Linked DNA regions of Homo sapiens: region 1 is linked to region 2. The links are chromatin loops, found by intact Hi-C in ENCODE. Cell type or tissue: endothelial cell of umbilical vein. All regions are shown on one strand. Each heading gives the region's core, and the rest is flanking DNA. Links, peaks and the distances in the headings are about the cores only.

Evidence for each region. Hi-C counts contacts between places; a loop is a spot of excess contacts. Peaks named below come from ENCODE experiments on the same cell type or tissue, not always from the same donor. Only the 100,000 strongest peaks of a DNase experiment are listed, where the experiment ranks them.
Region 1: a loop joins it to region 2, with 9 times the contacts of the local background. A loop is called at or near these places in 1 of 110 quality-filtered maps.

What each region holds. Positions count from the first base shown.
Region 1 is chr4:76,799,336-76,809,899 of GRCh38, forward strand. SHROOM3-AS1 (SHROOM3 antisense RNA 1) reads right to left here and starts at 3,128. Exons shown (of 3, transcript NR_187405.1): 1 at 2,722-3,128. RefSeq lists an enhancer at 1,913-2,703. In endothelial cell of umbilical vein, for the core only: no CTCF peak of the experiment used is centred there; DNase peaks (open chromatin) are centred at 4,316 and 4,956; H3K27ac peaks cover 1,036 bases.
Region 2 is chr4:76,979,300-76,989,863 of GRCh38, forward strand. The region is part of intron 1 of SEPTIN11 (septin 11); the gene reads left to right. Among named protein-coding and RNA genes, the nearest start is that of SEPTIN11, 35 kb to the left of the region's middle. In endothelial cell of umbilical vein, for the core only: CTCF peaks have their summits at 3,791 (motif pointing left) and 5,081; DNase peaks (open chromatin) are centred at 5,072 and 5,802; H3K27ac peaks cover 2,345 bases.

The sequences.
Region 1 (10,564 bases), core at 2,344-6,343, 180 kb before region 2:
AGCCTTTGCCTTATTTGGACACAATTTGAACAGTTGGCCGCCTGTGAGTGGACCCTATTCTTCTGCCTCAGGATTGGCTAAGACTCAGCTCTTATTACATACTCCTAAATCAGGTTCATAGTTTGTCTACCTACCAAGGTAGCTTACGGTTTATCCATAAGGACTCAACTATGTGAGTACAGAGACTTTCTCAGGCCAGATTTTAGTTTGATTTAACAAGGGTAAGCTCATTAAATGCTTGTTGAAGTTACAAATATTAGCTATTTGCACCTACTGTGCTTGAGTTACAGTTCTTTTCCTAAGTACCGTACAGGTCTAGACAAAAAGAAAGCAGCTAGGTATCTAAGAGATTAAAAAGACCTAGATGAGAGAATGTACAATTCCACAGGGCAGCAAAAATAAACTTTACTTGGTTTACATTTGCCCAACTGCATATGGCCCCATCTCTTAGCTTTCACACTGTATATAATTCTGTACAGGGATAGAACCAAGTTTTCCCCTTTTTGTTCACTCATTGCCTCTCATTGCATCATGAACAAATGCATTGCATCATGAACAATGCCTCTCATTGTTCACTCATTTGTTCACTCATTGCATCATGAACAATAGTGCCTGAGATGCTTACTTCAGAATTGAGACAGGCAATTGGGCCAAAACCTGTTGAACCTCAGTGAATATAAAACATGAGTGGCAGAAAAGAGCAAAGGAAGGGAGGAAGGAAGGAGGGAAGGAGGGAAGGAAGAAAGACAAAAGAAAGAGCATCCAAATAGAAAGAAGTCATATTATCCTTATTTGCTGGTGATAAAATCTTATATTTGGAAAAACCTAAAGACTCCACCAAAAAACTATTAGAGCTGATAAATTCAGTCAAGTTGAAGGATACAAAATCTACACAAATCAGTAGCATTTCCATATGTCAACACTGAACTATCTGAAAAAGAAATCAAGAAAGTAATCTCACAATAGGTACACATAAAATAGGAATTAATCAAAAAATGAAACATCTCTATGATGAAAACTATAAAACACTGATGCAAGAAATTGAAGAGGACACAAAAACATTGAAAGACATTCCATGTTCATGGACTAGATCAATATTGTTAAAATGTCCATACTACCCAAAGCACTCTAGAGAGTCACTGCAATCTCTATAAAAATACCATTGACATTCTTCATAGAAATAGAAAAAAAAAATTCTAAAATGTATATGCAACCACAAAAGATCCAAAAGAGCCAAAGCTATTCTGAACAAAAAGAATGAAACTGGAGGAACATTACCTGACTTCAAATTGTGCTACACAGTTATTATAACCAAAACAGCACAGTATTGGCATGAAAACAGACCCATAGACCAATGGAGCAGAATGGAGAACCCAGAAATAAATTCATACATCTACAGTGAATTCATTTTCAACAAAGGTGCCAAGAACATACATTGGGGAAAGGACAATCTCTTCAATAAATGGTGCTGGGGAAACTGGATATCCATATGTAGAAGAATGAAACTAGACCCCATGTCACTATATACAAAAATCAAATCAAAATGGATTAAATAGTTAAATCTAAGACCTCGAACTATGAAACTACTACAAGAAAACAATGGGAAAACGCTCCAGGACATTGGACTGGGCAAAGGTTTCTTGAGTAATATCCCTCAAGCACAGGCAACCAAAACATGAGCGGGACTTTTAGGGTGCACTACTCTCAACACCTGAGAAGCAAAACTATGAAAATAAAAGCAAAAATTCCCCCGACCCAACCCCTCCTGGTCTCCTAGTCATTCTTCAAGTTCTGAGTCAATTTATGCCTATGATTTTAAAACACAGGTTTTGTAGCCAGACGGACTACATTCAGACCCAGATTCACTATTATCCTTTGCCTTAGTTTGATAATCTGTAAAATGGGGCTAATCTCTCTCGAGGCTATGCTGAGGATCAGATGACTGCCAAATATAAAGTATTTATATGGTGCACCGTATAAATACTTTGCACCAACCTTATATATCTTAAGCACCTCGTCAATGGGTGCTGTCATCATATTTGCCAAGAGTTATCCCAGGTGGGAGTGATAGAGCAGTGAACAAAACAGACACAGCCGCTGGCCTCCTCCAGGTGCACACAGCCTTCCAAAAATAATATTAATTAAATAAAGCATTGTAACAACACTGACTTAAACTCCTCTGGTCGGGACTGCCCTGTGACTATGTCTGGAATATGTCTAAATTAGCACCCACAACTGTTTTATAAGTCTTCAAAGCCTGTCTCCTCCCAGGCCTTGAACCCCTGGGCACAGAGACCAGCGGCTGATCCCTACCTTTGGGCGCTCGCCCCTGCACTGTGCCTGGCCCTCAGCAGGCCCTACCGACTGTCCTTGCTGACAACAGGAGGAGGGCTGTTGGCGGCACTGACAAATCAAGCGGGTGTCGGACCTCAGCGCCTAGAGGGAGTGCTCTGTCTCCCTCCTTTCCGCCCGGTCTCAGTCTCCCGCCCGGATTCCCTCCCACCGGCAGTAGCCAACAGCCTGTCCCAGCCTTGACCCCATCCATTCTCTCAGCTTACTCTCAGGGTCCGAAACGTGAAAAGGCCAGCAGCTTAGCAAGGTCTCCGACCTCTGTTCCACTCGCCCTCGCCCTCCTTGCTGCTGCGCCTAAAAGCAATCCCAGGCCCACCGCGCCCGCCCACGCTGGCTTCCCCCAGACACCCCCGGCTGCGATTCCCCTACCAGACTTGGCAGTTCCCCAGGGTGTTCGCATTAGCGCCAAGGGGAAACATTCGTTGTTAATTACGTTGCTTCTTAATGATGAGCGTCTGCCGGGCGGCTCCTCTCAGAAGAAAGGCAAAGTGTTCGGAATCGCAACATTTCTGGCCCTGAGCTCTGGAAGGATCGAGCTCCGCTACGGGCCCAGGGCTGAGAAAACGCGCGACCCCGGGGGTCCGTCCACCTCTTCAGGGAACCCACACATTCCACAGATCTCTGTGAAACAGAAAAAGTGTTCCTTCTGAAGACCAAGGGCGTCCCTACAAGATAGATTCTGTCCTCTTCCCTTTGGCTTCTTGGTGAGGGCGACCCTCTCTGCTGAGAGCGCTTCCCTCCAGCTCGCCACGGAGGACGCTGTGTAGCAAAGAAAGGTCCCTCTTCACTTGTGTGAGTTTGCTAACAGTGCACGCAAGGCTTCTCGGGTGAAAGAGGCCTGAGCCACTTCTTTTGAAGCCCTAAATGTATTTTTTAAATGAAGACATGCCAAACAGCTACAAAAAGTTGTAATTGTGCTGTATTTTAAAGCTCCGCCTTGATTACCAGTGTTGTTTACACGCATGCAACTGTAATGACTGCCTGCATAAGCTCATCTGGAGATAAGGCCTAAAGGCCGTATGTGAGGCCCCTGATGGACATGAGGCCAGGATCAAATAGCTCTTCTCCTCTCCCCTCTGAGACGAGCTCTGTGACTGCAAATACACAGGGAGGGGAGGGGAAGTGGCCTGAGAGAGGCGGCGGGAGGAGAATTAACCCTACAACAGAGACAGTGAGGTTTAAAAAAAATAAGTGGACTTGAGAACTGGGTTCATATTGGGTGCCGGTGAGGATACTTCACCTCCTTCTTGCCTCATTACCCATCTGTAAGCTAAGGAATGTTGAAAGAGGCTTTGTTCTCCAAAAAAGATAAAAACAGTTCTAAGGAGAAAAGAGGCCATGGGCCGGGAAGCAAGAATGCATTGCTAAGAGCACCCTGAAGATGTTTCTTTCCTCCTTCTTGCCTCCCTCCTCCTCCCTGAGATGGAATCAAAATGCTTTAACAGGCAGTTGACGAAGAACACGATTCATCCCAACCAAGTGGAGAGTTTTTCTTGTGTTTGATATTTATTAAAATCTTGGAATTCCACACTTCATCCATTTTTCCCATGGCTTCCCTTCATGCATAAACAGCAAAAAGGATGCTGCTTGTTACATAAACTTGTCAGGCTGCAAAAGCCCAACATTCTGTTTTCTCCCTAAGTGGGGTGCGGGAGGAAGCGTGTGTTTATTATGTATTACAAAGAGCTTTGCACTACCTAAAATCAAAGTAATTAGGTAGTGCGAGTCAAAAATAGTTTTGAAATGTTATAAATAAAGTGACAAAACACTTCTTTAGATTTCTGAGAAATGCATTCCTGACAATATTGCTCCTGCTCTCTCTGCATTTGCTATTAGAAAAGAAAGGCCTTCTTTCTCAGTCTATCTTTGCACCATCACCTGGACACCCTCCGAGATGAGTCACAGGCAGAGGAAATTATCGTGATTGCATATTGTTTAGTCTCTAAACTTCAGCTGCTTCCTGGGCAACCCAGTTGCCTGCAATTTAACCTGCCTGGATGGATGAGCTCATTAATGAGCCGCCCCACAGGCTTTCTCGATTGGCTCTTCTCCAGACCCTAGTTCTCTTTCTTCACCCAGTGGTCACTGGTTCACCAGCCTTCCTTGTGTGATGAAGTAAGTCCTCATCCCACTCTCACTGCGCTCCTCCCTCCTTCTGGAGGAGACCTTAGAAAGGGTGGCAGGAGCAGTCATTTCAAGCATCCAGTGGAGCCTGCACTTTTCACAAAGGCCACCCTTTCTCCAGGATGCTACCAACTTCTCAATGCCCTCCTCCCGGGTTCCTTGGGAGGGAGGGGAATCAAGTCAGCAATTCTTCTTTCTTCCTCCTTTCTTCGCCAAGAGGCTGCTTCCCCATCGTGGGTCAGCGCCAGCCTAGTAGGGAACCCTGAATTCCTCTCATTGTTTTCCCCCTTACAGAGAAGCAGAGTGGCCCCAGACGGTGGGAAGCCCTCCTAGGAGTCTCATTGAGGACTCTCACAGCTACCAGTTGGGGATTGGGGGTGAGGGGTGGGGACAGATGGAAAGCCTTGGGTTTTAATGTTTATATAAGAAACAGCAATTCAGGCTCTCCCTCGCCCATGTGTCCTGTGGTGAGTGTGTCTCTAGGGAAAATCCTGGTATTTGCTTTCCGGTTTAAAAAAATTTAATTATCAAGATCCTGACTTTTTGTGCCTTGGCTTCCTGCTTTCTAAGAAAGCCAAAAGCACTTGGATTAAATAAAATTAAGTCCAGACTTCCTTTTGTGGACCCCAAGAGAACACTGCTCCTCTCCTCTCGGCCAGGTCTCTTCGCAGTGTGCTCCACCCTATCTTTATCTCTTATTTTTTCCTTTTTGCTTCCCTTCCTGCCTTTCCAACCACCTTATTTAATTGGCTTCTGGGTCTTTTTTTTTTCTTTTTCCATTTTTGCCACTCTTGAACCCAATTTTATCCTTGACGCTATTTCAATCAGCTTCAGCCAGGAGCTAGTAGTGAAGAAAATCTTGGCCAAAATTGAGAAGTGCTGCTTGTTTTTAACCTAACCTCTATCAGAGTCTTCTAGCGGTCAAGAGCACCTCAAGCCACTTCTTTTTACAGAGGATCCCGGAACCGCTTTTTAAAAAAAATTTTGATAAATGCCAAAAAGTCACACAAACTGTAGAATATCTTAGGTGTTTACACTAAAAAATTGTCCCTTAACACACACTCACAAAACAATGTAACTAAAGATGTCATGTAAGTCTAAATATGAAGCTCCTTGTGAATTTGGGACCCCAGTCAAAACCTCTGATGTCCATTTCCCCCTGAAGAACCTTGTGGCCCACATATTGCTCTTCTTGTCTTGGCTCAACTAGCTACTGGGGAATTTGAGCAGCAGGGCAGTACTGATTCCTCTGTTGCCAGTCCTCTCCCCTGCCTGGGCAGTCTGAGACCCCCTCTCCCCCAGTAGGGCACTCAGTTGAAAACGGTGGCTTTCTACCTTCAGGTGTCCACCGATGACCAGATGGTGATTGTTAATAACGTTATTCTTTTAAAACCATGACTGGTTTTCCAACCCCACACACGAGGGTGTTTTTAAATTAATTGATTTTTAACTCTGTTTTTAAATGAATAAAAGTGTTTTAGAATTAGCATCATTTGAAAGAACAGCAGATCCAATTGTTGGAACTGAGTGATAGGTACTCAGGAATCACTGTGCTGGACTCTCTACTTTCATGTATGTTAGACATTTCCATAACAAAAATAAAATATAAGTAAGATGCTCTTGGATCTAAATTTACTCTAAATACTAGCATTAAGAATAAAATGTTCTGGACTGGGTGCTGTGGCTCACTCCTGTAATCCCAGCACTTTGGGAGGCCGAGGTGGGTGGATCAATTGAGGTCAACAGTTTGAGACTAACCTGGCCAACATGGAGAAACCCTATCTCTACTGAAAAAAAAAAAAATCCCAAAGAATTAGCCAGGTGTGGTGGTGCACACCTGTAATCCCAACTACTGAGGAGGCTGACGCAGGAGAATCGCTTGAACCCAGGAGGTGGAGGTTGCAGTGAGTAGAGATTGTGCCACTGCACTGCAGCCTGGACAACAGTGAGACTGCATCTCAAAATAAAATGTTCTGAATTAATTTCTCTTTGTAAGTTGAGAGAAAAACCTTTACCACTATTTCCTAAATAAAACTTTTGTCTGGCTTTCTGGGGGTATGTTTGTGTGTGTGTTTGAGGTTTGTTTAGCACAATCTGAGATATAGGATCCAGATGATGATGATTTTGAGACAGTGTCTCGCTCTGCTGCCCAAGGTGGAATGCAGCGGCATAATCACGGCTCATTGCAGCCTCAGCCTCCTGGGTAGCTGAGACCACAGTTTTGTGCCACCATGCCTGGCTAATTTTTTTTTTTTTTTTTTTGAGACAGGGTCTCCATATGTTGGCCAGGCTGGTCTCAAACTCCAGGACTCAAGCAATCCTCCTGCCTCAGCTTCCCCAAGTGCTACAGGCATGAGACACCATGCTGGGCTAGCGAGACCCATTTTATTATTAAACTATGTTTTTTTAATGTTAAAAATATTATAATTGTTTTAAAGAAGTTGACTTCATTGAAAAACATTTATTAAGACTTACTAAATGTGAAGCTGTAACAAATAAGATGTAAGAAAAATAATTATAGACTTACTGGTACATTTGGAGTAGCACTGTTAAGTAGCAAGAAAAGCTCAGGAGAGCAGACTCCAATCAGAGGAAGAGGCAATAGGAACGGTTTTTCAGAGAAGCTGGCCTTTAAGCTACGCCTTGAAGGATAAGAGAAATTTCACCAGACTAGACAAGTAGGAGGAGGTGGAGTTATTCCAAGGAGGAATGGTGAGAGTTCAGGCCCCAAGATAAGTGTCTAGCATATTTGAAGTTTGCTAAGCACAGCTGTGTGTACGTGCAGGATGTGCATTTGCCTGGGAGAATGCTGGGGGCAGTGGAAAGACCAAGATGAAGGCAAAGTTCTGAATGTGTCTCCCCAAATTCCTATGTTGAAACAATCCCCAATGTGAGACTATTAACAGGCAGCCTTTTGGGAAGTCAGGCTCAGTTCTCATGAATGGGATGAGTGCCTTTATAAAAGAAGCTGAAGGCAGCTCATTTACCCCTTCCACCATGTGAGGATGTAGCAACCAGGCACTATCTATAAGGCAGAGAACAAACCCTTACCAGTCACCAAATCTGCTTCCACCTTGATCTTGGACTTTCCAGCCCTCAGAACTGTGAGCTATAAATTTCTGTTTATCAGTTACCCAGTCTACAGTGTTTTTGTTATAGCAGCACAAACAGACTAATACACTGTATTAATCTGTTTTCACACTGCTATAATGAAATACCTGAGACTGGGTAATTTATAAAGGAAAGAGGTTTGATTGACTCACAGTTAATGAGTCAGGCCTCCGCATAGCTGGGGAGGCCTCAGGAAACTTACAAACATGGCAGAAGGCAAAGGAGAAGCAAGTACCTTTTTCACAAGGCAGCAGGAAGGAGAGAAGAGCAGGGGAAACCAGCACTTATAAAACCCTCAGATCTCATCAGAACTCACTATCAGGAGAACAGCATGGGGGAAACTGCCTCCATGATCTCATCACTTCCCACTAGGTCCCTCCCTTGACACGTGGGGATTACAATTCAAGATGAGATTTGGGTGGGGACATAGAGCCAAACCATATCAGATACCATGCTAAGAAGTTGAAGCTTTACCTTTTAGGCCAGTAAGTCTGGGGTGGGGCCCAGGAATCTGCATTTATCAAGTTCTTTAGGTGATTTTTATGCAGGTGGTCTGGAGATCTCGCTGTAATAAATACTGTTTAGAGGGGCTCTGTTATAGATAAATGAAATTTATAGAAAGTGACAGAAGACACATTTTTATAAAATGGTAGGCATGGTATTAAGTGTGAAGCACCAAAAAGACATAAAACTTGAACCCAGTCCTCAACACATAATTAAAGTAGGCTGATAAGATTTACTACAGCCACTAGGTATGGTTGTGCAGGCTGTGCACTGCACCACAATGCCATCTGAGAAGGTACTGTTCACATTTTAGGCATCATAGATTTGTGTATTTGTTACAGTTTTTGGCAGATAAGTCCAATGTCTTATTCTAATAAAAAGAGGATACTACAGCAATTTTTCAACAGATGGAAATAAAGTGTCTTGAGGAAGGTAGTGGTATATTGTTATATTAATGGCTCCAGTGAATCACATTTCCTGGTATCGACACCCTTCTTTGGTCCTCTGCTATATTAACTCTGAGCCATTGGGAAATCAGCAAATGTGACACGGCAGACTTTGCAGAATTCCCAATGATCAAAGCCAAGTTCTCCGTGATTTTTCTGGACTTTCCCTTATCATCAAAGGATGGCTGCTGCTGATCCAAACAGCTATAGGCATCACATCTGCATTCAAAGTAGGTAGAAAAGGAGCAGTGTAGGCAATGCCAACCAGAGTGTCTTTTCTCTCTTCTCTTCTCTTTTTTCTTTTGACAGAGTTTTACTCTGTTACCCAGGCTGAAGTGCAACGAAGCAATCATAGCTCATTGCAATTTCAAACTCCTGGGCTCAAGTGATCCTCCTGTCTCAGCTTCCCAAGTAGCCAGAAGTATGAGGTGTGTACCACGCACCTGGCTAATTTTTTTTGTATTTATAAAGACGGGGGACTCACTATGTTGCACAAGCTGGTCTCAAACTCCTGGCCTTAAGTGATCCTCCTCCTTCTGCCTCCCAAAGCACTGGGATTACCGGTGTGAGCTACCATGCCCAGCCCCAGAGCTGCTTTTATTAGAAAAGCAAATTTTTTTCCAGCAACATTCCAGCAGACTTTCATTTATATCTCATTGATCTTCATCATTTGGCCATTGTTAGCTGCAAGGGAGTCTGGAAAATGGAATATTAACTTTTCCAAGCCTCTGTAGTAAAACATGACAAGGAAATGGGAGTTTAGGAAAGGATATTGGGTTGACTAAACAGCAGTGCCTGCTGTGGAACTTTTAATCATGCATCCCATACATAGCCACGCTCCTATTAATACCACTGTGTTAGGCCATTCTTGCATTGCTAGAAAGGAATACCTGAGGCTGGGTAATTTATAAAGAAAAGAGGTGTAATTGGCTCAATTTCTGCAGGCTGTACGAGCATGGCACCAGCATCTGCTCAGCTTCGGGGGAGGCCTCAGGGAGCATTTACTCATGGGAGAAGGTGAAGCAGGAATGGGTGTGTCACATGGTGAGAGTGGGAGTGTGATGGGGGGAGGTGCCACACTTTTACATAACCAGATCTCCTGAGAACTCACTATTGCAAGGACAAGCCATGCAGGATCTACCTTCATGACCCAAACACCTCCCATCAGGCCCCACATCTAACACTGGGGATTGCATTTCAACATGAGATTTGGGGGGACAAATATCCAAACTATGTCAATCACAAATGTATACAACATGGAGACTGGAAGCTGCTAGCCAATTTCCAAGCTTTATCTTACAATTCAAAGGGAAGAAATTATCTCCAAGCCATTGATTTATTCAACAAATATTTACTGAGGATAATTCTACAAGTTAGACATTGAGCTAGGCTTTGAAATACCATCCCTGAGATTCAGGAATGGACCTACTGTTCTGCAGGACGAAGAATTCAGCCTCCCTGTAGGCCTGGAGAGAAGGGATAAATATTGCCAACAGCCTCTCATTTCACTGTAACTTCCGTTTTCACATCTGTTTCATTTATCTTTTCTTTTTTTTTTTTTTTCTTTTTTTGAGTCAGTCTTGCTCTGTCATCCAGGCTGGAGTGCAGTGGTATGATCTCGACTCACTGCAACTTCCGCCTCCTGGGTTCAAGCTATTCTCATGCCTCAGCCTCCTGAGTAGCTGGGATTATAGGTGTGCGCCACCATGCCCGGCTATTTTTCGTATTTTTAGTAGAGACAGGGTTTCGCCATGTTGGCCAGGGTGGGTCTCGAACTCCTGACCTCAAGTGATCCACCCACCTCCGCTTCCCAAAGTGCTGGGATTACAGGTGTGAGCCAGGGTGCCTGGCCTTCATCTATTTCCTCTTTTAACTTCCATTTCCATTCCCATTTTCCTTGTATCAGTTAGCTTTTGATGCAATAACTAACCATCCTGAAACTTTGTAGCTTAAAACAACAGTCACGTATTGTTACTCACAAGTCTGCAGGTCAAGTGGCTGGTTCTTCTGATCTGGGCCAGGCCTGG
Region 2 (10,564 bases), core at 3,573-7,572:
ACCAGGGAAGGCTTAGTGAAGAAAGTGGCATTTTGCCTGGAATTTTGAGGATGAGTAGGATTTGACAAGTGGAGTTGAAGGTGGAGGCATGCTCTGTGCAGAGGTCGGTATGCTTTGAAAAGAGTCAGTTGTCCAGTTTAGTGTATGGGCGGTGGTGGACTTAGAATCTGGCAAAACTGGTTTGAATGCTGGTTCTGCCATGAATTGAACTTTAGTTTCCTTCTCTGTAAAATGGAGCCAATAGTATCTACTTCACAAGTTATAAGGATTAAATGGGAAGGTTTTTAAAAGGGCAAACAAAGGGCCAGGCATGGTGGCTCACATCTGTAATCCCAGCACTTTGGGAGGTCAAGGCAGGCGGATCACCTGAGGTCAGGAGTTCAAGAACAGCCTGGCCAACATGATGAAACCCCGTCTCTACTAAAAAATACAAAAATTAGCCGAGCGTGCTGGTGGGCGCCTGTAATCCCAGCTAGTTGGGATGCTGAGGCTGGAGAATTGCTTAAACCAGGGAGAAAGAGGTTGCAGTGAGCCGAGAAACTCCATGTCAAAAAAAAAAAAAAGTGGGGGCAAACAAGCACCCAATAAACATTATTTTCCTGATGGCTGGAGTGGAAGGAGGGACATATTGAGAAGCTTGAAGGGTAGACCAAGCATCAAGCATGGTGACCTTTGAATGCCTTGTTTGTTTTTGCTAAACCATACTTAGTATTGTGGTCTTTTCATAAATGTTTGATAAAATTGTTTTTTGATTGATTGATCTAGGGAAATGGCAGACCCCTCTTTTTTTGTTCTGTGGATAAGAAAGTGGTAGAGCCTGTTGCCTTTTTTCCTTCTCTGGGTATTTTAACCTTCATCATATAGGTACTCCCAGCAACTTTAAACTGATACTTTGAAAAGATAGTGATCTACTTTTCCACCTTGATCCCAGAATATGAGGTGAAGTATGAGGTACATTTATTGGTGCTCTGTTCTCCATGGGGACTAAAGCTTCACAAGTTTGTCTGTCCAAACACATCAGGTTTTACAGTGATTGTTTCTTGGGTGTTCATGCATGTGACTTGTGGCTGTCACACTGTCTTCTGAATTATTAATATCCGGGCTAAAGGGTGGATAGGAAGTGGAACTGAGAAGGAATCGTGGGGAATTGCTGCCAAGCCTTGTTTCCTTATATCGGTGGCTGCAGCTGCCACATTGCGCTAAACCCACTCCCGGTAATAAGCAACCTAAGTGTGTACATTTGGTGCAGTTGTGGCAAAAGAGGCTTAACTCTGTGTAGCCATGATTACAGTGAGATACGTGGTCTGACCCTCTCTATGTGGGAAGGGATTTGAGGCTTGGATTTTTCTCAAATTCAAATGGGAAAGTAGTTCTTGTTTTTGCCAGTGTAATCATCACTTATTTCCCTTAGCTTGCCATTCATTTTATCTATGTGAGTAATAATTATTCAAATGGACCATTAGGCTTTGGGAGTGTTTAATGGCAGCCACCTGGATCAGTGCCTAAGATTTTTGCTAATTCTGGTTTGTCTTTCACCCTGAGTCTCATTTAACTTCAGTTTTTCCTTCCTACAGATCGTATGGATTACAGCAAGGATCTCTTGCCAAGCTATAATCTTTCAAGTTTTGATTTTAGCTTAATGCTTCCCTGTAATCATGCTATCAAGACTGTCAGAAACATATTCCCATTCACATATCCCATACTCTTAATCTATCAATCTAGGACCATTGATGTGGAATTGGACCCGATCTTGCTGAGAAGTCTGGGCTGCTGACCCAAACCTTTTGTGCTTTGTGGTAACAACATGAGTAAAAATGTAACCTGTGCTCTTGCACATATTTTATCATCTCTTTTTGAGAGCTGATGGGATTTATAACGGATTGTTGTATGCAGTTGCATTTTCCCTGTGTTCTACTTGGGCCCTACTTGATTATTCAGACATATCAACATGATGATAATGATAAAGAAAATGGCTCTTTAAGAGACATTTTTAGTGGACAATGGAGGGGGTGGAGAGGACTGTGGGAACATTCTTGTGAGCTGCAGCATGTGAAAAGGTTTGTTTTGCATTAACTGATCAAGACAAGAAAGCCAGCATATAAAATCTTCTATCAATAGGAGAACTTTGAGAAAAGAGGAAAATTGTAATACAGCCTCTTGGGTCTGCTTTCCTAAGCACAACAGTATGTGTGAGAAAAACTCTAAACCAACTTTCTCTTACACCTAGGTGGATGCTTCTACAATGTGCAGTTAACTTTCTGTAAGGCAGAAAGTTGTCTCTGCTAGTGGGAGTATTTATTGATTTATTAGGGGTTATTTGGTCCTATTTTTTGAGAAGGAGAACAGAGTAAGGAAGGAGTAAGAAAGCTTTAGCTTGATTAGAATGGCTGAACTTGTAGCGGTAACAAATAGAGTCTGTTTATTAGCTTCTCTGCAAGATATGCATTTTTTTTTTTTTTCATGCTCTGCAGAAGTTTGCATCAAATAGCTTACCATTTGGATGGTTGCCCCAGCTGGTAATCTGGGTTAAAACCTTGACTGAGGCAATTCTATACTCATGATCCCTTGGTGTGCTGGTCTGGTGGGAAGATATGTTTGTAAGTACACTAGGGAGTGGGAAACAGAAAAGTCTTTCATGACGTGGCTGCTCAGTGATTGTTTCTAGATCTCTCCCCCAAGTGACACTCGAATACTTAGTAGCACATCCTGGGCATAATGCTCCCCATTTAAGGACTATTTCCAGTAAACTGAAAAAGAATCAGTTTTAAAGTCTTACATCCTCTACTCTTAGTTTTCCTAGTTCATTGATTTCCCTGCCCTTTGGGCCTCTTTCCTTTTCCTGCTGCCTTCCTTGATAGATTCTACCTCTTTCTTTCCATCCATCTCCATTCCCTTTCTGCAACTATTCAAATCTTTTTTTTTTTTTTGATTGAGATGGAGTCTTGCTGTTGCCCAGACTGGAGTGCAGTGGTGTGATCTTGGCTCATTGTAACCTCCGCCTCCTGGGTTGAAGCGATTCTCCCACCTCAGCCTCCTTAGTAGCTGGGATTACAGGCGGGTGCCACCATGCCTGGCTAATTTTTGTATTTTTAGTAGATACGGGGTTTCACCATGTTGGCCAGGCTGGTGTCAAACTCCTGGCCTCTAGTGATTGCCTGCCTCAGCCTCCCAAAGTGTTGGGATTACAGGCATAAGCCACCACCCCCGGCCCAGATCTTATTTCATCTTACCATAACCTAGGGCAAAACTGACCTGCTTTAAGAGAGTTTTACATTTTTGCTCTGGTCCACATTCATCTCCATTGTCTAACCCTGTAATCTTTGTAGTATATTTCATCATGAAACATTTCAAAATCATCTTCCATTTTACCTCAATAACTTATCTCCCTAATAAGACTCAAATTCCTTAAGAATCTTTTGTATTTCCTAGAATTCTTGTTACAAACACAACACCTAAACATTTGCAGTTTACTTTCATTTTTGGAAGGCTTCCTCCAAAGGCTAGCTAGTTTGTGGTTAGCTGCCCTTATCAGATTCAGTGTAAAAGGTTTGCCTTGGTAGCCTGAGAGGGATCTAGTTTACCATGCTTTTACTAATATCTATCTTTTTTCTCCTGGAGACAGTTGTGTGTTTTTTTTGTTGTTTTTTGTTTTTGTTTTTTTTTTAGCTGGGGAAATGCCAATATTCATTATTATATCTTATCCTAAAGTTACACAGGAGAAATAGGGATGTTGAAATAATGTATACTTTGGTAGGCAGAATCCGAAAATGGCCCCAAGATCCCAGCCCCCTGGTGTACACGCTCTGCATAATCCCCAGAACTTGTGAATATCACTCCCACAGGTAGGTTATGGCACAGCTGTCGTTTAGAAATGGAGATTGACCTGGGTGGACCTTACCTCATTAAGCAGTCCCTTAAAAGGGACCAGACTGTTCCTGAAGAAGGATATTTGACATGTGAGAGGGACACAGGGAGATTTTTCATTGCTGACTTTGAAGACAGAGGTGACCTCGTGGCTTGGAACCGTCAGTGACTTTTTGGAGCTGAGTGCAGCCTCTGACAGCGAGTAAGGAGAGAAGGCCCTCAGTCCTACAGCTGCAAGGAATTGAGTCTGCCCACATCTGGAATGAGCTTGGAAGAGGGTATTTCCCCAGAGCCTTGAGAGGACAACCTCCTTAGCTTGGCCCACACTTTGATTTCAGCCGTGTGATAACCCAGGCAGAAAGTCCAGCTACACCATGCCCAAAGTTGTGACCTATGAAACTGACTGCTAATAAATGGATGTTGTTTCAAGCCACTAAATTTGTGATAATTTGTTATATGGCAGTAGAAAACTAGCACATGCCCCACATTTATGTAAACAACCCCTATTCCATCCTGATATTGTTTTATCCAGGGTTGAGATTAAGACACAGTAGAACTCTTAGAGGCCAGGTGTGGTGGCTCATGCCCGTAATCCCAGCACTTTGGGAGGCCGAGGCAGGCAGATCACAAGGTCAGGAGTTCAAAACCAGCCTGGCCAACGTGGTGAAACCCCGTGTCTACTAAAAATACAAAAATTAGCTGGGCGTGGTGGCAGGTGCCTGTAATCCCAGCTACTCGGAAGCTGAGGCAGGAGAATTGCTTGAACCCTGGAGGCGGAGGTTGCATTGAGCCGAGATCGCGCTATTGCACTCCAGCCTAGGCGACAGAGCAAGACTCCATTTCAGGGAAAAAAAGAAAAGAAAAAAAGAACTCTTAGGAAGACTTGAGGATTTTGGCCATAATTGTTTAGTAATATTTGTAGAGCAAGACCAGATGTTAATTGGTATGTTTATTTCCTCAATATGTATCATGGTTTTGGTCATTTCTGGTATAATTCCTCAATTTTCAGGTGCTGGAAATGTGTCACTGGACTCAGATGTTCTAGGTCAGCCTGGATTAGGAACTGAACATGCCTTGGGAGGAGAAAGCAGCCAGGTTGTGACTAGGGGAAACAGCCCTGGTGCTTTTGTTCATGACTTGCTTGGAACTGGATTGGATTTTTTTTTTTTCTTCTCTCACAGAGACTGCCATCACATGGCCATTACTGTAACTGAAAATCCCCTGCCTTTTCAGAAAGGCACAGAAATATATGGTATCTTTCAGAAAGGAAGTGGCTAATTTATATCCGGTGATAGAAATGGTGGCATCGGGAAGGAAGCGTCCCATCCATATTTCATTATTTGCTGATGAATGCATTCAGTGAATAGAAATAGATGAACTGAGCCACAATATTTCTCAAACAGGAAATACTGAGGAATAGATGTGTGAATATGAGTAGCACAGGACATAAAAAGTTGAGGAAAAAACTTCCAACTGCTTTGAGCCTCTTAATTCTATTTGACCTCCTATTCGTCACTGTTTTGAAGATATTCCATAGGATAAAGACAGGGCAGGAGGGACAAAAATGACCCAAATAAACAACAGTGAGACAAGTGGGTGGTTTTATGCTCTGCAAGAGACGTGATATGTCTTAAATGGAACTGGGTTGTTTGGGACCCACTGGACAGCAAGAGGGTTTTGAAATGGTTTATGACCTCTTCCCCACTTCCCCGCTTGCTTTGCTCATTAGTGTTCCTAGGTGGCTGCTGGGTGACGGGCTTTTCATCATCTCTGATGTGGGCCAGTGCGAAAGAGCAGCTGCAACATCTGTTTCTAATTGGGTCGTGCCTTTATAAATACTTCTTGCCTATTTGTCACATTGCTTCCCTCCCACCCTGTCTTCCTTGGAGTACTGCAGAATCTGTAAGCGTCCCTGGAATGCACACGTGGACCTTGTCATTCCCAAACAGACTTTCTGCTGGTCAGCACTTTGTAATGTTCGGCTGTTACAGGCATTAGTCACTTGTGCTCAGAGAGAGACTGTGGTCTTTGGAAACTGAAGAAAATGTCTTTTTTGTTGTTGTTAATTCTTGGCATCCAGTTAGATTTAACTTCTCAAGAGTTTACACAGACTTTTAGAAAAACATTCTGTCTCTAAGAAAAAAGTGCTCTAGCTTTGTACAGTTTTTGGATTTTCACACTTGGTGGTTGTTTGCTGAAATGCTGTTTTGCTAGTGATTCCCCTCCTCCCCCTATCTGGGGTTGTAAGCAGCTCTGGGGCTCTGTTCACTTCGGATACCTGTTTCTGGGGACTGCTTTTCAACAGCGTTTTTCCTAAGGGCATATGAGAAATTTAATTTCTGATGGAATGAAGGTGAAACTCTAGTCCCAGGTAAACCTGGGTAGGCTGTAGAGACAGAAAGGGGGCTGCAGGTCTAGGTGGAAGAACGAGAACGAATGCAGCATGGTATTTCCAGGCCTTTTAGATTCGGCTTCATCCACAACCAATGTGAGTTCTTATCTGCAAAGCGGGCCTAAGTGTAATGGAGGGAAGGTGGGCCAGGCACCAGGGTCCTGGGTTCTCCCGCGCCTCACTCTGTCTCCACCTGGCCCATGCATAAAGAACACTAGTCAAGTAGCCATTGTACCTGTTTCCTTATCTGAAAATGAGAAGGTTGGAGAGTATGACTTCTGTTGAAACAACAAGGCGCTTACAAATTTTGGTGAAGTCGAATGAGGGCAGCGTTAAGAGAAATATCAAAGTTAGTCATTGGATTTCAGGGCTTAGGGATGGAAACCAGCTGGTAGTAGACTGGTTGTAGTTATGTCCAAAGGGCAGAGTGGGAAAAATTTGGCCGAAAAGAGTGTGGTGGGTGACCAGCAAATGTTAGAGGTATACATCAGGGCACAGAGGAGAAAAGCTAACATGATACTGATGACTTCAAGTCTTCACTGTCCAATTCAGAGGATAGGGGAGGGTTTAAGCTGATTAAACAGTGGGCTTTTTTTCTCCTGCAAGAGGGTGGAGGTCTATAACTGTGCAGATTTTATCAGATGCATGCTAATACATGTTATTCTGGGGGACTCTCTTATACCTTGAAGTAGACATTGCTGCTATTTGGCGTGAAAAAAATAGGAGGACTTATTTGAATTGAGAATGGGGATAGGCTGAGTTCCACCGAGATGTTGGCTTAGAGATGCCTGGGCCATGCTGTACAGTAGGAAGCCCAGCAGAGGAGATTGGGCTGTGTGGGTCATGACAAAGGGAGTTGTTAGCTTATGGTTGGCTATTAAAGTCATGGGCAAGGATGGGCAAGAAAAGTGTGTAAAATGAGCTGACAAAAGATAAATATGTTAATTAATTCTTTACAACAGCCCTGTGAGAGAATGTGTCTTAAAGCTGACAAAACTGAGGCAAAGTTAAATACCCTAGGTCACACAGCTAAACTATGAAAGAGGTGCTCTTGTCTTGACTTCACATGTTGGGCACCTTCCACTACACTTTTCCACTTTTCCGATTCCTCCTGTCACTTTCAACATGACTTGGTTCTACTATTAGAAAAATTAAGTTCTCCTATTTTACTCTGTTAACCTACCTATTAGCTACAATAAATATTGTGGGCTTACCTCCTCAAAAAAGATCTTTATTTAGTATTATTGTTATTGATGTTCCTGGATTTTAAAAATCTTATATATTTTCTATTATAAAACTACAGCTTTTTTTTCTTTTGTAATAATTCAAATGTTACAGAAACAAAACAATTAAAAGGTAACATTTCCCGAAAATCTTACCAGCCCCAAAGAAAACCCCCACACGGCATTAATTTTGTAAGGATCTGGAAAAGCAAAATGTGTTCCTCTACTGGGAGTCTTCTGGAGAAAGTTACTTGGAGATAGCACTTGGAATTGGGACAATTATTCAGTATTAATCAAGTGCTTTTTTGGTTATATGATATGTTTTCCAGAGTGGCTCCCTGGGTTTGGCATTCTGAGCTTATCTACCTGGCTTTGTGACCTAGGGGCTGGCTCCTGGATGCTCCTCCTTAGTCTCAGCTTCCAGCTGGGCCGCACTGAGAAGTTGTTCTTTCCTTGTATTACCATATGGTTTTTCTCTTAACAGTTCCTCACTGCCGCCTGGCGCTCTCTGTTCTGCTGCTTGTGTGAGACAATTTCCTTGGGGGTTTTCTTGGCTCTAGGCATGGGATTTCATGGTATAGATGACAAGCAGAGTAGCAAATGTTGTTCAAATCATCTTTAAAGAATGCAATTCTCATTGGTAATGAGATGGTCCAGACATTTTATATTATGAAAGTTACCCCAGCAATGCTTAGCTTTGAAAGCATCCCGATGCTGGCTTCATAGCTGTGGTTTGGGTCAAAACTTTGCATTCCAGTGTTTTCCCTTTTGCATGAGAACTAAGGGCGTTTCCCATCTTCCCATTAACCTTCTTTTTTTAAAAGAGAATGTGAAACCAATTCAATACTTTCTAGAATGCAGTCAGATAAGAGTGTGTATCTACAGAAATGATTAATCAGGGTACTTAAATAAAACTTACTTTGCGGACAGTTCGTGAGGCCAGAATTTCTCCAGATACTGGGAGGTGGCTGGTGGTCAGTCAAAGATTTTGTGTGCGAGACAGCATGTTCTTTTCTTTACCTCTCTTCAGCTCAGAGGCGTCTGTACTACTGAAATAGGACCTCAGAAAAAGACATGACCTAAGATGAAGGGGTATGTACTTCTTCTCTTTTCCAAGTGGGTATTCTGTAAGGAGAAAAGACAGAGCTCAAAGGAGTGTACTGTACATGTCTCCTCTGCCCTCTGCTGCCCCATGGTTTCATCTCAGCTCTCTTTAAAATTGGACATCTGTTCCCTTGAAACCTGAGTTCTGATATTTCTACCTTCTCCCATCAGGTACTGCTGCTCAGAAAGACTATTTGTTTTCATCTGAATATGTGAAACCTGCACATCAGCTGTACACAGGGGCCGCCTATTAAATTAATATTCAACAGTGCTTTGGACTAATACATATTTTTACATACTATAGGCTGGTGAATTCACTCAAAGAATGAGTAGTTAATCACATGAGTTATAAGGCTACACAGCATCCTGTCCTTTGGATAGCTTTATGGTTATGTATTTGTGACTATTTGATTGACATCTGTGTGCCCCATTACCCTGTACGCTCCATGAGTTGGGGAGGCTTTGTTTTTTCATCATGGTATCCTTAGCATTTAACACAGTGTTCTACCCACACTGGTACTCGATGAATATTTGCTGAATGAATGAAAGCATGAATAAAGATTTGCTTTTCTTTTTGAGAACAGATAACTAACTTATACAGAGAAGTCATTTCCTAGGTTTTTTGTTTGTTTTTTTATTTTGGAGATAAAGTATATCACTCTGTCACCCAGGCTGGAGTACAGTGGCACAATCCTGGCTCATTGCAGCCTCTAACTCCTGAGCTTAAGCAAGATCCTCCTGCGTCAGCCTCCCAAGTAGCTGGGATTATAGGCATGAGCCATTGCGCCCAGCCCTAGGTTTTGTTTTGAGGATATAAATCCACTTTTCAAAAATCTCGTGGATGACTGGAGATGTAGCCAAACAAAAAGAAATTGCTTTTAAGCAGGGCATTTGTAAACAGTGGGTACATAACTTTCTTAGCTAATTCATATGTATTGTAGTTAAGCAGAAATTAAAAGTTGAGGTGGAAAACACAGAGGTTATGCACACAGATTTCCATTTGGTTTGGAGTTTCCCAGCATAACTGATAGAAACTCCCTTTCATGGGTCAATTAAAACTTGAGCCATCTTGATCTGGCCAGAGCAAATATGCTTCCAGGAATTTTTCACCCTGTGTTGGCTTTCCTTAAGCAAAATGACGGAATTGGATTTATGCATCTCTAACATCCAGATTAAGAAGCCTTAGAATTAGAAAAAACAAAGAACCAGAGACTTTGTTTAGAGGTAATTTGATTAAATCTCCTCACTTTACAGAGGAGGAAACATAAGCCCGAGGATTAAGTGACTTGGATCAGTATACTTTATTTATCCATAATCTGAGGCGTTGAGAAAAATGTAATCACCATGTCTTGTTAATAAAAATCTCCAGCTCTCCACCTGAATACATAAATGTTATCTCTTAAATTTAAAAAAAAATAAATTTTAAAGAGAAAAATCTTTCTAAACTTAAATTGTAATACCTGATTTTAAAGGTAAAAATTAAATATTGCTTTCGAATGGAAACGTAATTTTAATTTGTTTGGATTAAACAATTCAAATATCACCTTGGTAACATGCTGTCTTGCTTCCGCCTGCTGATAAGGATCAGAGGCTACGGCCTATCTAACCACATCTACCGAAACACTTCATTTTTAAAAGTAAAGAAAAGGGATATCACTTCAGTTTAAGTATGGTGAATAAAATCCATCTGGGCACACCGAGCTTGTTAATTTCAGTAGACCCAGGGCTGGATTAAAATACAGTCATGTACTGCTTTACAAACTCTCAGTCAACAATGGACCGCATATACAACCGTGGTTCTGTAAGATTATAAAACTGCACTTTTACTGTACCATTTCTATGTTTAGATATACAAATATTTACCATTGTGTTACAGTTGCCTACAGCATTCAGTACAGTAATATTCTGTACAGGTTTATAGCCAAGGAGCAATAGGCTATCCCATATATCCTAAGTGTCTAGTAGGCTATACCATCTAGGT